Linked DNA regions of Homo sapiens: all the other regions are linked to region 1. A link is a contact called in ENCODE Hi-C or POLR2A ChIA-PET data. All regions are on one chromosome and are shown on one strand. Each heading gives the region's core, a stretch centred on a gene start or an enhancer-like site at or near the end of the contact. The rest is flanking DNA. Distances are from core to core; before and after follow the strand shown. Region 1 holds the start of ZFYVE9 (zinc finger FYVE-type containing 9). Region 2 has its middle 20 kb from the start of NRDC. Region 3 overlaps ZFYVE9 (zinc finger FYVE-type containing 9).

Region 1 (4,964 bases), core at 1,065-3,564:
ATATATATAACAAGCACTCTCAACTGATTCTAATGTTGGTGGTCTTGAGGGACACACTGAGAACTGTATTCAACTTTTTTTTTTTGAGATGGAGTCTCGCTCTGTTGCCCAGGCTAGAGTCAGTGGCCCAATCTTGGCTCACTGCAACGTCTGCCTCCCAGGTTCAAATGATTCTTGTGCCTCAGCCTCCCGAGTAGCTGGGGCTACAGGTGGGCACCACCATGCCAGCTAATTTTTGTATTTTTAGTAGAGACGGGGTTTCACCATATTGACCAGGCTGGTCTTGAACTTCTGACCTCATGATCCACCCGCCTCGGAGAGGGGCATCTTGCTTACGTTGCCCAAGCAGGACTGGAACTCCTAGGATCAAGGGGTCCTCCCCATTCAGCCTCCCTAGTAGGCCTAGCCATCACACTTTGCCTGAATTAGACTTTTAAAAATCGAGATTAACCTACCCAAATAACTGGTAATGAAGCCAATTTTTAAAAGAAATACTTAAAATCTGACAAAAACAATGCAAGGCTACAGCATCTAACACAGTAGGTCTTCAAAAACGTGTACCATGCCAAACTTTCTCCCTAGATGGAGACCCCATGCTGCATAGAAGGTTAAGTCAGGGATCTTTTAGGTAGTTACCCATATTCTTCTGTTTTAATTGATGAATTCAACATGGTTCCAATGTAATTTAGTAAAATATTTTTACAGGTCTTATACAAATGACAATGTAAAATGGAACAGTCAGATAATTTTAAACCTAATATACAGAAATAATAATTTTAAAAATCACTGTCAGTACGAGCCCATTATAAACCTGTACTGTTTACAATCTGTGAGATTATGGGTGATTTCTCCTATTATTAAATATTTATTAAGAGCCAACATGGTACCTTTCTATAATTCCCAAGTTTTCTACAATAAGCATATTTTTTCATGATTATAAAAGTTTTGCAAGTACCTATAAGTCTTATAACTTTCACATACATAACAGGAAAACAAGAATAACCTGTAATCACATTTCTCACAAAACATAAATATCTGACTTACGGTATCAAACTGTAATCAGTAGCATTTTCAACATTAATATCAGAACAAATCATTTTATTTCTAAAATTTAGCATGTATCCCATTTCCTTCAGGTATTTATTAGGGTAGCTGGCACTTAAAGAGGACTTAAAATCCTTTTGCCAACTATTCTCTGGATCTCTTTAAGTGGAACATTTTTGTACCGAACACTGAAGCATAAAAATATTTCTTCTGGCGGGGTGTGGGGGGCAGACCTTTGTAAAAGACGTTTTTATAACTGTGAGTGTTTATCTACAAAACTTAGCATCGCAAAGATGCGATGGGGCTTTCTCCAAGGCAGACCACGCTTAGAGGCAAGATATAATATAAAGAGGCAGGAATGAGCAACCGGCAGGTGATGAAATTTCACCTCAAATAAGACGCAAAAGGTTGTTCTCGAGCAAGCCAGATCCATGAATGACACTCCAGGAGTAGCAGGGGCTCTCTTGGTCCCGCACTCTCTGCACCCCCAATTCTCACCCTGGCCTTCCTCTCCTCCCCCTTTCCCCGCCACAACCGGGATTCTGAGGGACTCGGTATGGGACGCGTGGAAGCCAAAGCTTGTTTGCAAACAGGCGTCATCTGCCTCCCTCCGGGATGTACGTGCAGGGCCCGGGCTAAGAGGCTGCGCTCGGCCCGGGCCCATGCAAACCCGAAAGGCGGCCGTGCTCCTGCCGGCCCCCAGCTCCACACACCCGGCCGCGCCGGAACCGAGGCCGGAGCGAGGGCTTCCCAACGGCGCGGGGCCTAATCGCCCCCCACGGCCTTCAGCCTCCCGGGGGACGCGGGGAGAAAGGGCTGAGGCCCCAGGACCGCAGGGTGGGGGAGGCGACCGCAGTGGCAGGACGCCCCGTCCGCCCGGCCCGCGGTCTGCCGCCAGGGCCCCCACAGGCGGCGGGAGGCCGGCGAGCCCCGGACCACGCCGCGCCACACTCACCTCGAGCAGCGGCCGCCTCCGCTTCAGCATGGCCACGGGGGTCGTCCCTGAGCCGAAAGCCTCCTCCGGAGGGCACCGGCGCGGCCCCAGGCGCCGCCGCGAAACCTCCCACTCCTGTAGGAGCTGCGGTAGCCGCAGCTGCGGCTGCTACTGCTGCTAAGGCCCGGCACCCGCCCAGCCGCATCGGCGCCCGGGCCGCGGCAGCCACGCGGATCCCGGAGGAGCGCCGCCGAGCCGGGCCGGGGGCGCAAGGCTGCGGCGGGACGACCGAGGTGCGGCAGGCGGGGATCCTCAGCGAAGCCTCCAGCGTCGGGTGGCCGCTCCTGCCGCCGGCGCCGCTGGGCCACAGCGCCCCCTGGACCCCACGTCCGGCTACGGCGTCGGGACTGCGGCGGCCGCGCTGGGCACGAGCCGCAGGGAACGCTAAGGAGCGCGGCCTGGGGGCGGCGAGGGCCCCGTGCTCCCTGCGTAGCCCGCGGCCCGCGGCCGGCCCGGGACTCCGCTTCCCGGGAACCGGAAGCCCCTCAGTTCCCACCAACCCCTGGCGTTCCCCGCCCCCGCCAGACCCGAGCACCTTTTCGTTCTCTCCCGAAGATACGTGAACGTTCTTGTCACTCGGACCCGCACCTGAGAGCAGGAATATAAGGGAATCTCCGTTTGACTCTCACGGTTTCGGGGGTGGCAGGGAGACCCCCTTCTAATTCCTTTAATGCGTCTGGATGAAAGAAGAGTGACCCAGAACAAACCTTTTTTTCAAACATACACACTCGTCTCCCAAAACAGACGAAGGAATTGTCTTTGACCTTAACTTGTTTTTTTATCTACTGTGTAGATCATTAAGAAATTTTCTACAGATATCAACCAAACCCTTAACACCTAAACCACCACCCCCACAAAACAAAAATGAAAAAAAAATACATACATATATATATATGCCAAGCCAGAGAAGAGAATAGCCAACGGGTTGTCCTGAAATTCATAAACAACTTAAAGGTAAGCAAAGAATCACCCATCTTTTACTAACATCCTCTCCCTCCCAACCTCTTCTCTCCCACCTTTCCACCCCTCATCCCAGGCAAATCCTAGTAAGGCTCTGAAGGAAGGAAATTATTACACAGTGGGGGCTATGGAATCATTCTGTTTACAGATGCCCCATATTTGATCCCAGTCAGCCTCTAGGGTGCAAACATCAGAACCAAAAACAAACACGACTGTCAGAGGGGAAGTAGGGAAAGAAAATTCTCCAAATCCTCTGATCCCTAAATTTTCCAAATACACTTTTTTAACAGAGTGGTATACTAGAATGTGTAGTGATTTTGGTGTCAGACACATACCAACACTACCAGTTCCAGTTCTGTCATGTATATATAGCTTTATGACCCTGGGGAAGTTATGTAACATTTTTGAACTTCAGTTTTCTCCTGCCTGCCTTGCTGGTTGTTGAAGATTGGAGATAAAGAGACTGGCCCATAGAAGATACTTAATAAATGTTAGTTACAATTTTTATTGGTTCCAGTTCTTTTTCTTAGGCTCAATTTTGTACTCCTCTGTTTTTGTTTCTCATTCTCTCTCTCTCTCTCTCTCTCTCTGTGTGTGTGTATGTGTGTGTGTATGTGTGTGTGTAACTGTATTTCTGTCAAAAGATAGATGCTCCATTCTTCATCCTCCCTAGTCTGGGTGAAATTTCCCTAAATTTCACTAATGGGTTTATGTAACACCCCTCCATGGAAGAATAGAGCCTCATACACTGGATCCTATGACATTCTGTTGCACAGCAGATAGCAGCATGCAACCAGTATTTTTTATGTATAAAAAATGTTATAAGGCAATCTCACCTTACCTTAGGTTATGGCCTAATGATGATAAATAATAGAAACTACAAAAGGTCTCCAGGAATCATTCATTTAATAATTGAGCAGCCACCATGGAGAAGATGTCACCTAGTAGCTCTCTTAATGAAAGCTGTTCCTGCATAATCCTAAGTGTGCCTTTGCCACATACTCCTGAGTCACAAAAAAATCACTATGCCCTTTCTATAACAAGAGAAACTGGGGCTCAAAGGGAAACCATGATTCATCCTCGCAGTGATTCTATGAGTTAGGTCCTATGCTACCATTTTACATGTGAAATATATCCAACCTAAGGAAGAGCTGGAAGTAGACCCTGAGATTCCCTTCAGTCCCCAACCTGATGCCCCAACAGTCCTTTCAACAATATTAACAAAATGCTGTAAGGGTCATTTGTTGCTAAAAAATGTTTAGTCAAGGGAAAAGGGCCCTTCAACTGATTGAGATCATTAGCGCTGTAACCTAATATTAGCACTGTATTTTTCATGCCTAGATCACTGCCACCACAGGAAACCTGCATTTGTTTATGAATAATCATGCAACCCAGGGCATAGCTACTACATGAAGAAGATGATTCATTTGTTCCCAAGACCAGTTTCCTCTTGCTTCACACTTTCTCTCCTTGTTGCTGAAAGCAGCTGCCTTTATCATCACAACCTCCCCGCTGATCGGAGTAGTCCACTTTAAATCATTTCATCCTCTTCAATTTCATTCCATCGTTTTCAGTTTGCCCTCTGCTTCTAAAATGTCTCTCACCTGTTTTCCTCTCTTGTACTGTAAATCTCTTGTTCATTTTAATCTCCCTTGGGCTTCTGTCAATTGATTTGGCTACCCTCATCTCAATTTTTCATTGATTTCCCCTATTAGCTAGCAACCGTAAAATGTCTATTCCCAACCTGGTAGACCTCCCCACTTTCATTTTTATACTGTCTACATCCTGTAGAAAGCCAATATTCTAAGAATCTTTTTTCAACTGAGTTTAAGCACTAGCACCCCAAGCAAAATATTCTTTGCTCTTTAAAATTAGTTTTTAAAATTCAGGCCAAAAAGATACCCGTTTCCTGACTTGGCGAATGGCACCATCATCCACCCAGATGCCCAAGCCAAAAATCTTGGAT
Region 2 (4,964 bases), core at 1,790-4,289, 240 kb after region 1:
GCCAAGGCAGGTGGATCACCTGATGACAGGAGTTTGAGAACAGCCTGACCAACGTGGTGAAACCCTGTCTCTACTAAAAAAATACAAAAGTAGCCGAGCGTGGTGGCAAGTGCCTGTAATCTCAGCTACTGGGGAGGCTGAGGCAGGAGAATCACTTGAACCCAGGAGGCGGAGGTTGCAGTGAGCCAAGATCGTGCCATTGCACTCCAGCCTGGGCAACAGAGCAAGACTCAGTTTCAAAAAAAAAAAAAAATCTGTATTCATAACCAATGCATCTCATTGCTTCTTGCCCTCAATTGATCCTCCTGGGATTAGCAACAATCTCTCTGAAATTTCTTCATTTTTCCCCATTCCATTGATATTGCTGCAATTTTTTTTTTTTTTTTTTGAGACGGAGTCTCGCTCAGTTGCCCAGGCCGGAGTGCAGTGGCACAGCTCACTGCAAGCTCCGCCTCCCAGGTTCACACCATTCTCCTGCCTCAGCCTCCCGAGTAGCTGGGACTACAGGTGTCTGCTACAACGCACAGCTAATTTTTTGCATTTTTAGTAGAGACGGGGTTTCACCGTATTAGCCAGGATGGTCTCCATCTTCTGACCTTGTGATCCGCCTGCCTCGGCCTCCCAAAGTGCTGGGATTATAGGTATGAGCCACCGTGCCCAGCCTATTGCTGCAATTTACACCATCAACTTACCTCACCAGAAGAGCCTAGTAGTTAAGAACACAGGTTCTGGAAACAGACTATGTAGATTTGAATTCTGGCTCACTAGCTGTGCATTTTTGGGAAAATTACTTAATCGCCTTAATCTCTCTATATCTCAGATTCCACATCTGTAAAGGAGGGATACTTCTTAGGGTTGCTGTGAGAATTAAATGAGTTAATATATATAAACTGCTTAGAAGAATGCCTGGGAGGCAATAAATGCTAGCTACCATACTATTCTTGGTTTCTTTCTGTTTCAGAGTCCTGCAGGAATCAGATGGCACACTCAAACTAGATAATTTGAGGAGTGCTTAATAAAGGAATCATTTACAAAATGAGTGCAGGGTTTAGAGAGACCAAAAAGGGATACAAAATTTCCCCAGTGCTAGCTAGCAACAGCTAGCTAATCATCACTACCCAAAGGTAGTAACAAGGGATGTGGGGGGAGTGATTTGATTACCAGAATCTGAAGAGGGCAGTTGTGTGGCAGATGCTGTCTGCTAAGAGCAGTGACCTTTGGTGGAGAGAAATGTCCTCACACAAAGACTCGCTAGGGAGGGAGGTGGGGGATAAATTATTGGACCTGTCTTTCCCCATGACCTCTGATCTCCTACTGCTATCTCCCAATGCCGGACTCAACCAAAAGCCAGAGGGCAAAGGAGTCCAGCAGGAGCCCACATAGGTCAAACTTCTGGGATATGCAGCAGGTAAGTAGAGGGAGTACAGCAGGTCTTCGAATAATGTCATTATGTTCAACGACGTTTCATTATAACGTTGATGAAAAAAATAGATTCCTGGCAGAGGCCACCGTGTGTGAAGTCTGCACATTCTCCTCATGACTGCGTGGGTTTTCTCTGGGTACTCCAATTTCCTCCCACATCCCAAAAATGTGCACATTAGGTGAACTGGTGTGTCTAAATGGTCCCAGTCTGAGTGAGTGTGGCGTGTGGGAGAGTGTGCCCTGTGAGGGAATGTCGTCCTGTCCAGGACTGGTTCCCGCTTTGTGCTCTGCTTCTGGGATAGGCTCTGGCGACCTGTAACACTGACCTGGAATAATTGGGAAAATAATTATCTTATACTTGTTTTTATTAATCTTTCTTAAATGTATGTATAGCTCACATTTATTATATTTCAAGGTTTAATATTAGAAGTGTTTTGGGTCTTTATTTAGATGTTTGATGTTTCGTGACCAGAAATATGCCATAGGAACTTATTTATATCAATTAGCCTACAGCTAAATTGATTTCTTTATATATTGTTTCCCTTAGTCACGGTTTCCAAGAATCTATCGATGACATTGAAGACTTACTGTATCTGGAGATGCAAACAGAAAATATCTAGCACACCTTCCCCCTAGCCTTGCCCTCCTCCGTTCTTTGTCTTGCAGTCATGAATGATCTTTCTAAAGCAGGAAATGATATTGTTCTGCCTCATCTGATGCATGTTGGTAGCTCCCCCTCTCTCAGGATAAAGTCTATACTCCTTAACATAAAATGCAGGGCTTAATAATTATCTCCAGTTCACCCCTCCAGTTTTAACTCTCGCCATTTTCCTCTCAACCTTTCCGGTTGAGCCATATGCAATTACTTTCAAACCTACAAGAGCATTCCTTTCTTTGACCTTTCTCATGTCCTGGAACTCTGCCTGGAATCATCCTTCTCCCCTTTCATTCTTCTTCACTTAACTAATTCTTACTCATCCTTTATTTATACATAGAAGGGGTTTCTCTTACCCAGCTAGATTTTGGGGGAATCTAAGCTCTGTTTCTGTGGCAATGCTTTTTTTTTTTTAGATGGATTCTCGCTCTTGTCACCAGGCTGGAGTGCAGTGGTGCAATCTCTGCTCATTGCAACCTCCGCCTCCCAGGTTCAAGTGATTCTCCTGCCTCAGCCTCCTGAGTAGCTGGGATTACAGGCATGAGCCATCACACCCGGCCAGTAGCAATGATTTTCTAAGTTCTGAAAGTAGTGGCATGTTAAGGCTGATATTTGGTAGTATTTTCATCTTTTATGCGGATTTTTTTTTATTCTCATGAGGTTCTAATTATATATGATAGGTACTTAGCCTACAAGGCGGTACTGAAAGTAATGAGTTGAGTTTTTAATGAGCTTATCAATATATAACTTCAAAGGGCTCATTTGAAAACCACTGAAACCTAATCTATATTCCTGGAATCTTGGGATGCTAAGATAGACTTCTAGGAGTCTTATTTACATTGAGAAATATGGGAGCTATTTCCCATATTTCCCAATGAGAAATATGGGAGCTATGATAAGTATTCCTTTTGGAAAGATGACTGGGCTCTGACAGACAGGAAATCAGTCACATGAGTGGAATGTAGACAAAACCTGCTTTTGGTCTGTGGGCTGAAGGATGAGAAGAAAATAAAATGTAATAAAGGTTTGTTTTTTCAAAACTATATAGTCATCTTCTATGTACCAGATAACATATTTTCTCCAAGTAGAAGTGAATTCACAATATTAAAGAACTTCTAGGCTGGGCACAGTGGCTCATGCCTGTAATCCTAGCACTTTGAGAAGCCGAGGCGGGAAGATTGCTTGAGCCTGGCCAACATGGTGAAACCACCCACCTCCCCCAAACTCCGACCCCCACAGAACCTCCCCACTTCCCCCACTCCGTCTCTACAAAAAATACAAGAATTAGCTGGGTGTGGTAGCACATGCCTGTGGTCCTAGCTACTTTGGGGGGCTTAGGCAGAAGGATGGCTTGAATCCCAGAGGTAGAGGCTGCAGTGAGCTGAGGTCGTGCCACTGCACTCCAGCATGGGCGACAAAGTGAGACCCTGTCTCAAAACAAAACAAAACCAAAACCAGAACAACATCTATTGAATGCTCCTTTGTCTGACTCTTTTTTTGACAACAAAACCCAAAACAAACAAACAAACAAACAAACAAAAAACCCCAAAGGCTCTCATAATGGAGGAACATGGGTGGTGGTTTAAAGGGAGATAGGATGTGTCCTGGCAAAATCAAGATGGAAAGTCTGCTTCTTCTTCCCCCTTAAGACCAAACATTCTTGTTGAAGAAGACACCCACTTCTGTGTCTCTAGCTCCACCTTGAGGTTTATCAAGAAATCACCTATTCCGGCCACAACGGGTGAATTAGGTTAAAAAGAGCCGAGATCTTTATGCTGTGCCAACAGCTCTTGAACTTGTACTTTGGGCCAGGCTCTGTAATAAGTGCTCTTTGAACATAATGACATTTAATCCTCACAATAATCTTATAACAAATGTATTTTATAATGAGGAAAATTAAGATTAAGAGAGTTTCAAGAATTCAGGACTGGTATAAGATCACACAAGTGGCAGAGTCAGGATTTGAACCCAGCATCTTCTAGGCCTTCGTTTTCGTTCACAAGTGTCTGTGTATACACTCATGTGCACATCTATCACACATGTTTTTCTTTTCCTTTACAACACACCTGTACATCAATCATTTTATTTAATTCTCACAACAACTCTATTAAGTGGGAATTAATATCCCTTTTTGGAAGAAGGTGAGGCTTAGAGAAATAACCTAATTTTCCCTAGGTCATATGGCTCTTAAGCAGTGAGTTTAACCCAGGGCTCCTTTCTCAACTATATGAATAACATGCAACTTCTCAAGCTGACTTGTGATGACTCCTCACAACTTCTTGTCAGTAGCTCCTTGATATTACCAAAGAATTCATCTGAAGACTTGCAAAACCCCCTACTTTAGGAGTGACACTGTAGAACATAATGTCCAAACAAGACACATGTACAATGAGAAGAGTACAGTAAAGCAACATTAAGACGTGGATGAGGTGGGGCACAGTGGCGCACGCCTGTAATCCCAGCACCTTGGCAGGCTGAGGTGGGTGGATCACTTGAGCTCAGGAACTCAAGACCAGTCTGAGAAACATGTTGAAACCCCGACATTACAAAAAATACAAAAATTAGCCAAGGATGGTGGTACACATCTATAGTCCCAGCTACTCGGGAGGCTGATGTGGGAGGATTGCTTGAGCTGGGGAGACAGAGGGACTTGGATGCTATAGGAGATTGACTAGGCTGATTTACTTTTCCCACATTTTCCCACAGACCAGCATCATGGTGCATGATCTAAACTGGCCCTGTAATGTTAAAAATTATTCCAGGTCAGGGACCACTGGGGTTCATCACTTTTGATTAATGGAAATGAATATTAATATTAAATCCATTAAATTCAAAATATATTTAGTGATGGTATGCTCCTACTGCTTGAATTTGCATTTTCTTTCTT
Region 3 (4,964 bases), core at 1,159-3,658, 210 kb before region 1:
AATTTCAGTCTGCTGCTTTGCTCTTTCAAAACAGAACCTCCAGGCTGACGAGGCAAGACAAAGCCTCCCACCAGACTTGGAGATTGAAGTTCTTAAAAGGCCTTTGTTGTAGCCAAAGGCATGCATGCGTCACTGGTAGTAGGAGGAGCCTGTCCCAGCTTCATCTTGTCCTGAGATTTATCCACATACAGGAAACAGGCGGGACACAGTGGCTCACGCCTGTAATCCCACCACTTTGGAAAGCTGAGGCAGGTGGATCACCTGAGGTCAGGAATTCAAGACCAGCCTGGCCAACATGGTGAAACCCCGTCTCCACTAAAAACAAAAACAATTAGCTGGGCATGGTGGCCGGCGCCTGTAATCCCAGCTACTAGGGAGGCTGAGACACACGAATCCCTTGAGCCCAGGAAGCAGAGGTTGCAGTGAGCCTCGATTGTACCACTGCACTCCAGCCTGGGCGACAGAGCAAGACTCTGTCTCAAAACAAACACAAATACAGTATCCAAACATTGGAGATTAGTGACTCACCTGCAGTTGGGAGCCAGCTACAACCCAAATCATTTTAAAATTTTCAATTCTTTGATCTCATGCAATGCACACTTTCTTCTGAATTAGCAAACTGAATAAACTACAGAAATTTTTTAGAATCAAGAAGTCTTGCTTACAATTAAAGGGCAAACTCCTGTGACTCTAACATTTTTCCTTTCTCACAGCACCATTCTGAAATTTGCATTGTTGCTTCTGGATTTTGAAGCCTTGTTTTCCAAGTATTTGTGGGCAGCTCCTAAAAGACTTTGTCCCTTAAGTAAGGGCAGCTGCTTTCAGGATGAAACCATGCGACTGAGACTGGCAGATCCTGGGAGCTTGCACCTGGGTCAGCTCCACAGATGGATTCGTTTCTTCTCTGCCTCAGCTGCCCAGGCTCTAAAATGGCATCATTTCTCCCTACTTCTTAGCCCTTCTGACTACATACAATCCCTGAATTCCCATTGCCATGATTATTATTTTTGCATTATAAAAATAGAAACCGGCCAGGCACGGTGGCTCATGCCTGTAATCCCAGCACTTTGGGAGGCCAAGGTGGGCAGATCACCTGAGGTCAGGAGTTCGAGACCAACTTGACCAATGTGAAACCCCATCTCTTTTAAAAATACAAAATTAGCTGGGCGTGGTGGTGCATGACTGTAATCCCAGATACTGCGCAGGCTGAGGCAGGAGAATCACTTGAACCCGGGAGGCGGTGGTTGCAGTGAGCCGAGATAGTGCCATTGCACTCCAGTCTGGGCAACAAGAGCAAAACTCCGACCTCAAAAAAAAAAAAAATAGAAACATCATTACAAACTTGCTAATTCCAGAAACAATGTTCAGCAGGTTGATTGTTGTTTGAAATGTGTTAAATGCATAAATTATTTCCCAGGTGACCAGTTATCTAGAGGTAAACTTAACTGAAAATCTTGGGCCCACCAGTGCTCAGGAACCACTGTGGCTGGGGGAAGACAAGACGTGGGAATTTACAGAGGCATAATTTCAAATCTGTAGCCCTAGAGTCCAGTAGTTCCTCAGAAGATGTTGATAAAAATACATTGCCTAGCATTTGATAAGCATTTAATAATTTTAAAAAATTTAATAAATTACCAGAATGGCAATTCTATTCCTCTTAAGTATAGAAGGATCGCTGTATCTCAATCTTTAAGTTTACAATCCAGAAGATTTGCCTATTTCGAAATGTGGTTCAGCCCCTTGCTTTATATAATTCTTACAATATACATTGTATAAAAGCAAGGATAAACAAGGAAAACAATTAACTATCATTGGCTATTTTATGCCCAATTCCACAAATGATTTTACTAAACACAGAGGACATTTGATGCAGCTGAGAAAGGATCTGAGGGCCAGAGTTTGTCCTTAGTGGGAGAATTTAAAAGCTTGCACTGAACCAGAATAAATAAGTACAATGGCAAGCAGGAAGATAAACCACAGGAAAACAGGACCAGTCCCTGTAGAAGTTCCAGACTTTTGAGGTATGTTCAGACAAAGCTGGCTATTAGACCAAAAATAAGCTGCCCCTGTTAACAAGTGCTTCCTGTTCTTGTCAGGTTTGGAGGTAGTGGTTACCAGGGCTCGGTCCTGACAAGCTGCTGCTCTGTGGGCCAAGCTTCCCCTTAGAAGCTCTGAGTACCTCTGAGCCTGTGGGAAAGGTCACAGTAAGAGTTCTGTGCAACCACCGTCGGTAAAACCTTTGGAGAGGCAGATGTCGACTATAAGCTCCCACCTCAGAGAGCAGGATGAACCTACCCAGATGTTTCCCAGGCCAGGCCTTTAGGCCTCTGGAAAACAGCTGCTGCCGCAAACACAGCTCCACAGCCTGCTGTTGCCTCGTGCTAAACCCAGCACTAGCCACTGGGGAGCAGCCTGTCGCTGTCCCACAGGCCTGCGCTAGCTTCCAGGGAATTCTTGGAGCTGTACTAATACTGCAGAAAAACTAGTTTAGCCTTGGCTTTCAGAAGATGCCAGTGACAATGGAGTACATTGCCCTAAAGCAGTATTTTCAAAATGTGCATTGTGGAATCCATTTGGTCTAAGATCAAAATAAATTTTTAATGAAACAGAAAAAGGTCAGAGTGCATCACACATATCATGGATAAACCAGATTTTGGTTTCTAATACCACTCCCATTAAAAGAAGCCAGGGCTCCTTGCAGAAATAGCTGATTCCAGGGCTAGGGCAGGATAAGCACAAGATAAGCCTGAAGCATCTTGTTAGGATAGAAATAAAAAAGAAGTACTCAAAAAAAAAAAAAAAAAAAATAGCATATCACCAGGATGTAGGAGCCAGCTTGAAGGGTCTCTTGTCTAGCTAAAGCTGAGACCATTTGTGCACCAAAATAATGAATTGGAACCACTGAAAAAGGCCAGGCTTGGTGGCTCATGCCTGTAATCCCAGCACTTTGGGAGGCCAAGGTGGGGGGTTTGCTTGAGCCCAGAAGTTTGAGGCTGCAGTGAGCTAAGATTGTGCCACTGCACTCCAGCATGGGTGACAGAGTGAGACACTGTTTCAAAACAAAACAAAGCAAAACAACAGTCCATGAGTGTATAATGAAAATTAAATGAATAAATTGGGAAGGAAGGGCTTCTGCTTATAGTAGATTACCAAGTGCAACCTGTAAAGCTGGAGAATGCGCTAGAATTGGAAAATCATTTTGCAAACATAGTAAAAGATCAGTGCAGGTAAGAAACATCAATGCATGCTAATTTAACGGGACACTTTCATAGGCAAGAGATTTGCATGGTCTGAAAGTCTACATATACTGGTTATAAGTTCCAGGTAGGGGGATATACAGAGAAGTTGGACACCTTGACCAAGTGATCAAAATTTACCACTATCAATGAGGGGGCAGATGGATATCAAGTCATTATGGGCAAAAACACATAAACTGATTCTAAATATGAGGAAATATCAAACTGAGTTGTTTTCTGTTAAAAAAAAAAAAACAGGGTGGGGTTGGGGGTGGCTACATTCACCAAAAATATCAATGAGGCTGAGTGCGGTGGCTCACACCTGTAATCCTAGCAGTTTGGGAGGCAGAGGATGGCGGATCACTTGAGATCAGGAGTTGGGAGGCAGAGGATGGCGGATCACTTGAGCTCAGGCCTGGCCAACATGGTGAAACCCTGTCTCTACTAAAAATACAAAAAAATTATCTGGGGGTGGTGGCGGGCGTCTGTAATCCCAGCTACTCCGGAGGCTGAAGCAGGAGAATCGCTTCAACCTGGGAGGCGGAGATTGCAGTGAGCCGAGATTGCACCACTGCACTCCAGCCTGGGTGACAGAGCGAGACTCCGTCTCAAAAAAAATACATATCAATGACATAAAAGATCAAGATGAGTCATGACAGCCATAGCCATGTCTGATTCTATACTGGAAGGTTTACTGGAGGGAAAAAATGCTACAAAGAACATCACTGGGCAGATGCCAGGTTAAAGTATCAAATCCATGTTTGACTGAAGTAGAGAACTGTCCTACAGTTGTGTAAGAGAATATCCTTATTTTTAGGAAATAAGCATTTAGGAGGAAAGGCCTATGATGTACGCAATTTACTCTCAAATGCCTCAATTTTTTATGGAGAAGGAGAAAGGGAGAGAGAAACCCTGACAAATCAAATGGGACAAAATGTTAATAAGTGAACAAGAGGGGAATCTGGGTAAAGTGTGCGTGGGGTTTTTTGTACTTTCAACTTCCTAGAAGTTTAAATTATTTCTCAATAAAATGTATTTTTAAATTCCTCCAGTATTTATAACTAAAAATGTCCTGGGTGTATTCCATCAGCATTCACAGAAATACCCAGTTGAATACCTGCCATCCACACGGGCAGATCTCCAGCAATCCTGAACTCACCTCTGCTCTCCACATGACATTTACACTGAGTTGCCCTTCCGAAACTGGAAGAGTAGATTAAGCCCTTGAGTCTTCGATTCACTTCAATGAATAATCTGGTAAAAACAAAAATCTAAGTGTGACTTCTACTTGATAAACAGCTGTGATGTAACTGGGACAAGATCAGTGTGGAATTATCCTTTTTATACCAATTCTGTACAAAGAGTGCAAGAACTGATGCTTTATATTTTATTTCCCCTCTGCCCTCCCATCCCACCCTTGGTGATGGTTGTACCCATTTGAGCATTTCTGAGCACATGACCATAAGTAAATCTTGAGAGAGGAGCGGAATTCTTGTCTAAACAGTAACAGAAGGGGATTAGCTGCAAGGATAGCATAACTGTTGTGCAGGAACAGAAGCTGCCCAGATCTTCTTGGTGGACAATGCATAGAAGACTTAGAATTATGGAACATCGGTCCCCCCAACCACCCTTTCCCACCCGTCTCCCAAACCCCCACTCCCACCCTATTCCCCACCCCATTAATAGTGTTAACAAAAGCTTAATCTTCCAGTTTTAAAGTGCAAATGA

The links. Hi-C counts contacts between places; a loop is a spot of excess contacts on that map. ChIA-PET counts read pairs that join two places held with the same protein, here RNA polymerase II (POLR2A). Pooled maps may share reads with other maps.
Region 2: a loop to region 1 is called in a map of chondrocyte, with 4 times the contacts of the local background. The contact joins the enhancer-like site here to the promoter of ZFYVE9 in region 1. A Hi-C loop is called at or near these places in 1 of 168 maps with a recorded cell type or tissue (chondrocyte) and 2 of 50 pooled maps. POLR2A ChIA-PET finds 5 or more read pairs at or near these places in 3 of 52 experiments (HEK293, activated CD4-positive, alpha-beta T cell and activated naive CD4-positive, alpha-beta T cell).
Region 3: a map of dorsolateral prefrontal cortex shows a loop between it and region 1 (3-fold over the local background). The contact joins the enhancer-like site here to the promoter of ZFYVE9 in region 1. A Hi-C loop is called at or near these places in 5 of 168 maps with a recorded cell type or tissue (HCT116, IMR-90, K562 and 2 more) and 8 of 50 pooled maps. POLR2A ChIA-PET finds 5 or more read pairs at or near these places in 9 of 52 experiments (H1, K562, MCF 10A and 4 more).

Annotation. Positions count from the first base shown.
Region 1 is chr1:52,139,439-52,144,402 of GRCh38, reverse strand. ZFYVE9 (zinc finger FYVE-type containing 9) reads right to left here and starts at 2,314. Exons shown (of 19, transcript NM_004799.4): 1 at 2,000-2,314. It overlaps LOC107984956 (collagen alpha-2(I) chain-like), which reads right to left and starts at 4,684. Exons shown (of 5, transcript XM_047439476.1): 1 at 4,603-4,684; 2 at 3,114-3,210; 3 at 2,922-2,968; 4 at 2,000-2,626. The coding sequence starts at 4,684. RefSeq lists a silencer at 1,655-2,514.
Region 2 is chr1:51,895,851-51,900,814 of GRCh38, reverse strand. No RefSeq gene overlaps it. Among named protein-coding and RNA genes, the nearest start is that of NRDC, 20 kb to the right of the region's middle. RefSeq lists an enhancer at 2,289-3,488. Within about 2 kb of position 3,039, at least 4 of the 41 ENCODE cell types and tissues checked have a DNase peak (open chromatin) inside an H3K27ac peak, as active enhancers do.
Region 3 is chr1:52,346,280-52,351,243 of GRCh38, reverse strand. It overlaps ZFYVE9 (zinc finger FYVE-type containing 9), which reads right to left. Exons shown (of 19, transcript NM_004799.4): 19 at 4,610-4,964. It overlaps CC2D1B (coiled-coil and C2 domain containing 1B), which reads left to right. Exons shown (of 25, transcript NM_001330585.2): 25 at 1-647. Among named protein-coding and RNA genes, the nearest start is that of CC2D1B, 17 kb to the left of the region's middle. RefSeq lists enhancers at 1-67, 1-267, 68-1,042. Within about 2 kb of position 2,408, at least 3 of the 41 ENCODE cell types and tissues checked have a DNase peak (open chromatin) inside an H3K27ac peak, as active enhancers do; they include dorsolateral prefrontal cortex, where a contact is called at or near this core.